Regions from separate parts of the Mus musculus genome. Here region 2 is linked to region 1. Evidence: chromatin loops called from intact Hi-C (ENCODE). Cell type or tissue: left cerebral cortex. All regions are shown on one strand. Links, peaks and the distances in the headings refer to the core of each region. The heading gives the core; the rest is flanking DNA.

What was found. Peaks named below come from ENCODE experiments on the same cell type or tissue, not always from the same donor. Only the 100,000 strongest peaks of a DNase experiment are listed, where the experiment ranks them.
Region 2: it touches region 1 in a loop (3-fold over the local background); 10 of 42 quality-filtered maps call a loop at or near these places.

The regions. Positions count from the first base shown.
Region 1 is chr16:96,143,436-96,146,589 of GRCm38, forward strand. Get1 (guided entry of tail-anchored proteins factor 1) reads left to right here and starts at 1,965. Exons shown (of 5, transcript NM_207301.3): 1 at 1,965-2,143. The coding sequence starts at 2,042. In left cerebral cortex, for the core only: a CTCF peak has its summit at 1,789 (motif pointing left); DNase peaks (open chromatin) are centred at 1,859 and 2,539; H3K4me3 peaks cover 1,839 bases; H3K27ac peaks cover 500 bases.
Region 2 is chr16:96,343,464-96,346,617 of GRCm38, forward strand. No RefSeq gene overlaps it. Among named protein-coding and RNA genes, the nearest start is that of Gm41510, 7.0 kb to the right of the region's middle. In left cerebral cortex, for the core only: a CTCF peak has its summit at 1,877 (motif pointing left); a DNase peak (open chromatin) is centred at 1,863.

The DNA.
Region 1 (3,154 bases), core at 342-2,841:
CCACCATGTGGTTGCTGGAATTTGAACTCAGGTCCTTCAGAAGAACAGTCAGTGCTCTTAACTGCTGAGCCATCTCTCACCAGCCCTTCACACTTTCTTTATACATGTTAGAACTCAGTCTTCAGCTGAGAACTGTTTTTGAGAGTGCTCAACAGGAATTAGGAGCTGTCAAACTGAGATGCCCCTGAGAGCCAGGAAGAGCTTCTCCTAGACACCTGTCTTGTTAGGTTTTACTGCTGTGAACAAACACGATGACCAAGGCAACTCTTATAAGGACAACATTTAACTGGGGCTGGTTTACAGGTCCAGAGTTTCAGGACACTATCATCAAGGAGGGAGTATGGAAGCCTCCAGGCAGGCATAATGCAGATGGAGCTGAGAGTTCTACATCTTCATCTGAAGACTGCTAGCAGAATACTGGCTTCCAGGCAGCTAGGATGAGGGTCTTAAAGCCCACACCCACAGTGACACACTTACTCCAACAGGGGCCCATCTTCTAATAGTGGCACTCTCTGGGCTGAGCACATACAAACCATCACACCACCCCAGCTGCATGTATGTTATAGGCTATTCACCAGAAATTTTTTTAGTATCTCGCCTCACCAAGAACAGAGTGGTCCTCCTGTACAGTGGGGACCTTGGTTGATAATTTCCTTTTCATTCTAAAAAGCAGAGATTTGGGATTGAAGAGCAAGCAGGTGTGTGTGTGTGTGTGTGTGTGTGTGTGTGTGTGTGTGTGTGTATGTGTCAAGGTGGGTTTGTGGGGAGGGAGACTTAGACACACTGCCATAATTTCTCACGAGGCTGCTCTTCCTTAATCTATCTAAAACCTCAGCGTGGAGAGAGAGCACCTGGCAGTCTGTCTACAGTCCAGTTGGAAGGGAAGGTTATGGAGTGGCAGTCTCCTAGTCAGCGTGCCCTTTCGTTGAGATAATTCATCCCACCGCTGCTGGTAGAAACACAGGCAGTGTTTCTAGAAGTAACCCGTTCTCTGACTAACGTGGCAGAAAAGACAGCCAACTATCTTCCACTTTATTCCCCATATACAAGTGAGCCGCGGTTCTTTTGTTATGAATACTCATCATTGCCTAAATTTAGATAATTTTATTAAAAGCTCACTGTAAACTTTTTCTTTGTGCGTGCTGAGCATGGCTGGTACCTAAGACTTCCCACATGCTTGGCAAGTCTCTACCAGTCACTATGTGATGTCTTTTGATGAATAAACTTATCTTTTAGGGTGACGATTTTCTACATTGTTCGTGTTTATTAGTGCTTAGTTTTAAAATGTAGTCGAACCATTTTACATGCGACAACGGTTTAGGAAACAGTTTCAGTTACCATCTATGATAAAGTAACTTTCTATTCATGCAGAGGCTTATCCTAAAATAAATTTATTTAAGAATAAAAGTGAGAGGGCTGGTGAGATGGCTCAGTGGGTAAGAGCACCCGACTGCTCTTCCGAAGGTCAGGAGTTCAAATCCCAGCAACCACATGGTGGCTCACAACCATCAGTAATGAGATCTGACTCCCTCTTCTGGAGTGTCTGAGGACAGCTACAGTGTACTTACAATAAATAAATAAATCTTTAAAAAAAATTCATATACATAAAAAAGAATAAAAGTGCGTTAGTTAACTCAGTAAGAACGTAAATAGTTTTCGGTTACTACAAGCAATCACAGTTTGCCAAAACCTGTTTAGCCTCCCGAAGTGGGCTATCACCCGGCTACGGAAGCCGGGAAGGCGAAAGGCGAAAATGGCTGCTAAGTAACATCCCATGCTGCCCCCTAGAGGAGGTGTAGCGTGCGTGCACCGCGGCCCGACGTGTAGCCCTAGCCGTGGCGCGCCGGCGCAGGCGCAGTTGACGACGCCGTCTCCCTGGTGCTGCCATAGCGGAACAGGACTGCAGTGCGCAGGCGCAGTTGACGACGCTGCTCCCAGGCGCTGCCGTAGCGGAGCAGGGCTGCAGTGCGCAGGCGTAGGCGAGCGCGGAGGCGCGGTCACCATGGCGCTGTCGTAGCGGTGCAGGTGCCTGGGATCCAGCATGAGCGCGTCCGAGACGGACCGCTGGGCGTGGCTGCTGGTGTTGAGCTTCGTGTTCGGGTGTAACTTGCTGCGCATCCTCCTGCCGTCCCTGTCCTCGTTTGTAAGTAGCTGCCGGGGGCGGGGAGCGGCCGAGCGCGGGGCCTTGCGCGGTCCATGCTGCAAGCTCTCTTCCTCCAGGTGCCTCCGAGCTTCTCACAGATCGCGAGGTTGCAACCAGCTCTGGAGGGTGGGAGGTCCCAAGCCACGCTTCGCGACAGAGGAGCAGCCCCGGCCCAGCATCCTCACAGGTGCCTGGCTCCGGAGCGGCTGATCCCCGGCTACAGGGAGCCCCCTTCTGTTCTGTCCGTGGGAACAAGGAACACTACAGAGCAATCTAAACAGGCCATACCGTTCTTGCACATTCAGGTTTCTGTTTATGTATGGGGGGTGTTTTTCCTGCGTGTGTATCTGTGCACTGTGTGCTTTCATTGCCAGCAGAGTCCAGAAGAGAGCGCTGGATGCTCTGGAATTGGAGTTACAGACATTAGTTATCTGCCACGTGGGTCCTGGGAACAGAACCCAGGCCCTCTATAGTAGTATCCAGTGCTCTTATCCACTGAGCCATCTCCAGCCCCAACATACTTTCCATATTTTACTCATGCCTGTATAATGAAGTCTGCACACAGTTCTCCAAAGGACTGGATGCAGAAAGGTTTAGAAGGACTTTTCTGTGTACTGGAAGAGGGATTGGGGACTACTAACTGGGGATGGATGTCCCCACACTCAATGACCTGTCTGCAAAGTTCTCTTCATCTGTCCTGCTATCTGTAGCCTTTAAACCATTTAAAAAAAACTATTTGTTATGTGAGAGTTTCGCTTGCATGTATGTAAGTGCATCACACGTATGCAGTGCTTTTGAGTCCAGAAGGGGCATTGATTCCCTGACACTGGAGTCAAGGACTCCATGTGAGCCACTATGTGAGTGTGCTCTTGACCACTGAGCTATCTCTCCACCCTCTTAATCTGTAGCCATTAAAGATTTTATGTGTGTGTGTGTGTGTGTGTGTTCTGAGTGTATGTATATGCACCATGTGAACGAGGTTGCCTGAGGAGGCCAGAAGAGGCAGTCACA
Region 2 (3,154 bases), core at 474-2,973, 200 kb after region 1:
CTTCTAATCCTATCAAAGAGCTACACTGCTAAGCATTTAAATATGAGCTTATGGGGCATTCTTATTCAAACCATGACAAGCTCCATAGCTCCACAGCCCCACAGCTATCATGGTCCTACGACCATCCAGGGGAACGGTTGGCACAGCTGGAGCGCATGGTCCGCCACTCCAGCTTCCCCTCATTCACTACTACTGCATCAGAGTCACCTGTGTGGTGGAGTGTTATCTTCCAAGAACAGTAACTACTGCTGTGAGCAAGGGGAGGGCTCCTCACGATGTCCCCTGAGAGTTTGTCACCGTACCCTGTTCTTCCCAGTCAACTGTGTCTAATTCTGCCCAAACTGCAAGTGACCTCGTGCTCTCAGAGGGTGGACTGTGGAAGGTGGAGGGAAGGACTTTATTTATACAGCTGTGGGGAACATCATGTTGGGGTAACATGTTCCGAAGTATGGTTGTTGGCATTTAGTCTAGACTCCACTCCACAGTTACCTGGCTACAGCCAGGTGTGCCTGACTCACTATAAAAGGGGCTGCTTGCCCCCTCCTCACTCTCTTTTTCTTGCTCTTACTCTGTCCCCTTGCTCCTGTTCCCTCTCTCTTCCCATCACCCCCCCCCCCCCATGTGCTCATGACTGGCCTCTTCTCCCCCACCTCCTCTGCCTTTCTTTGTCTCTACTACCATCTCAACCCTCCTCCCCATGCTCTGAATAAACTCTATTCTATACTACACCAGCTTGTGGCTGGTACCACAGGGGGACCCATGCTTCAGCGTGGGCCCACAGAGTCACCCCCTTCTCCTATACCATTCCTTGCCTCTACCAAACATGTCTCTGGTCTCTCATCTTTTTATAAAACACAACAGCGGCTGCTTTGGGGTTCCCTGTGTCCTATAAATAATCCCAAATCCATGATGTTTAAGTAAGTGCAATAAATTTTGGTGGGATGGCGCTTTTGTTGTAGAAATTGTTTAATTCCAACCCAGGGTTTGTATCCTGCCTTTGACCATTTAGTTCCCTGATAACACACACACACACACACACACACACACACACACACACACACACAACCTTTATATTTACAATAAATAGCACAAGAGCTGGGTGGATAACTACCCTCTATGTTATTAGAGCCTACTTTCTATCGCTCACCCTGAATTATTACTTACTATTTACTACGTTTCATCTGGGGTGCTCCTAACTCCAGTTGGCCAGCCCTCAGGGCCATGTTTTTATGGCTTACCTAACCCATGGCGGCTTCCTCCTCCCTTCACCTTCTTTCCCCCTTGTGATCCCCCTCTGATCCCAAGCCAGTGAAACCTAAACCCCACCTATGTGTCTTCTGCTGAGCTATTGGCTGTTGGCATCTTTATTTACTAATTAGAAATAACTTGGGCAAGGTCACTTAGCTTTTAAGGGCAGACTCTCTGTCTCTGGGGCAACCAGTCTTGGAGACCCAATATTAGCATTAGAATATAAGCAGGATCAGGCCAACCTAAGCTGGGCTTGTTGCTGCCTTGTTCGGGCATGGGGGGGAGCAGGTGTTTGTATCTCCCCAGAAAGAACTTCACACAACACCCCTAAATATGTTTCCTGAAGACTTCTTCCCAAACACTAGAATCCCGGTAAACGAAATACTATAACCTGCCTTCAAAACTCGTCTAAATGTTCTCCAAAGGCATGCCCACCCTCCCTAAGGCCTCCTGCTGTTCCCTCAGGTCCTCCCTTCTTGGTCCCTGCGCCAGTGTCTTTCAACACCGTGGAAATTCCTGTCTGTAGCTTCTTCTCATGCACGGGCCAGCTCAGCTGTCTTGAGTGTGTCTGTGCACTCAGGCTGGTTATCTTACAGCTCTGGTTAGTGAGGTCTGTCGCCACCTAGTGGCCGTCTAGGGTGAAAGGGGAACTCGATCCAGAAGAGAGGTGGGTAGTGGCATTTTCTTGCCTGCTGAAGAAGTAGCGTCACTCATAAAAGCACCAGGAGGCTCAGAAGATCCCCGACACAAGTGGGATTTGAAGCAGGATGTGGAAGAAGGCGAGATTCATATTTGCAGACTGACAAGCAATCAGCTGTGAAAATACCCACCAACCCATATGGACTCATGTTTTCCCCACGGTTTCTTTCCCTGCCCACAGGAAACTGCCCAACCCCTGTTGCACTTGCGTCTTGTGGCTGCTTGTCCTCTAGGCTGCCTGGCCAGGCCACTGCAGTTGGCCCAGAGATGGGGCTTCATACTTAGATGGGTGCATTAGAGTCCCCTTTATAGAGATCTAAACACAGGACCTGAAGAATGAAGCCAGGGAAGTGGAGAGATGGTATTCTGCACAGTCATGAAGACCCCAGTCTCACCATTCTTCCTTCTTCTCATTCCTTTTCCTTCTCCTGACCAGAGAGCCTGCATCCAGTCTCTTATTTACTAAAGCTACACCATCAAGGGTTTCACTATTGTTAATATTTTTTGAAATCCTTAAATTTATATAATATTTCTATAAATCCCAGGTCATTAGTTCCAATTCCTGCTTCCTTAAAACAGAAACTAAACACAGAGCAAAAGCATGTTTCTCTATGGTTTTTACACAGCCTGTTCTTCACAGGTAACTGGGCACAGCTCTTGCGGTTTCCTGGTACAGCAGACAGCAGTCTTTAACAGCAGTAACTGTTTTCATGTAAGAACAGAAAGGTGACAGACTACTAGGGTTTAAATAAGTTCTTACAAAGTTTTAAATTTTATGTAAGTAAAGCAGCAGGCTTTCTCTAATATCTCTCTAGGAACTGTCGTCTTCAATCCTTCAAGAAACTAGGAGGACAAAATACTCATGTTTTATACGCTTGTACATCATGTTTTAATTCTCTAACCTTTGTTTCCTATCCTGGCAATTCTGGGGTCTCATATACTCTTCTTCTAATGCTATTTGTTTCTACATCATATACAAACCTTCCTCCTGTAAAATAAACCCATCATCATTGCTCGTTTTCTATAGATCCCTTCTTTTCCTATCCATGCCTTTTCTTATTGAGACATTTTAACTCTCTGTCCTTGATGTCCCCAAGGTCACCCTGGCTAATTAATGCAGCAGTCATTGGACTGAAAGGCACATGTATCTCCTCACGATTCCAAGTTTTAAGGCCAAGTCTCACAACGAACTATTTCTGCAGCGAAC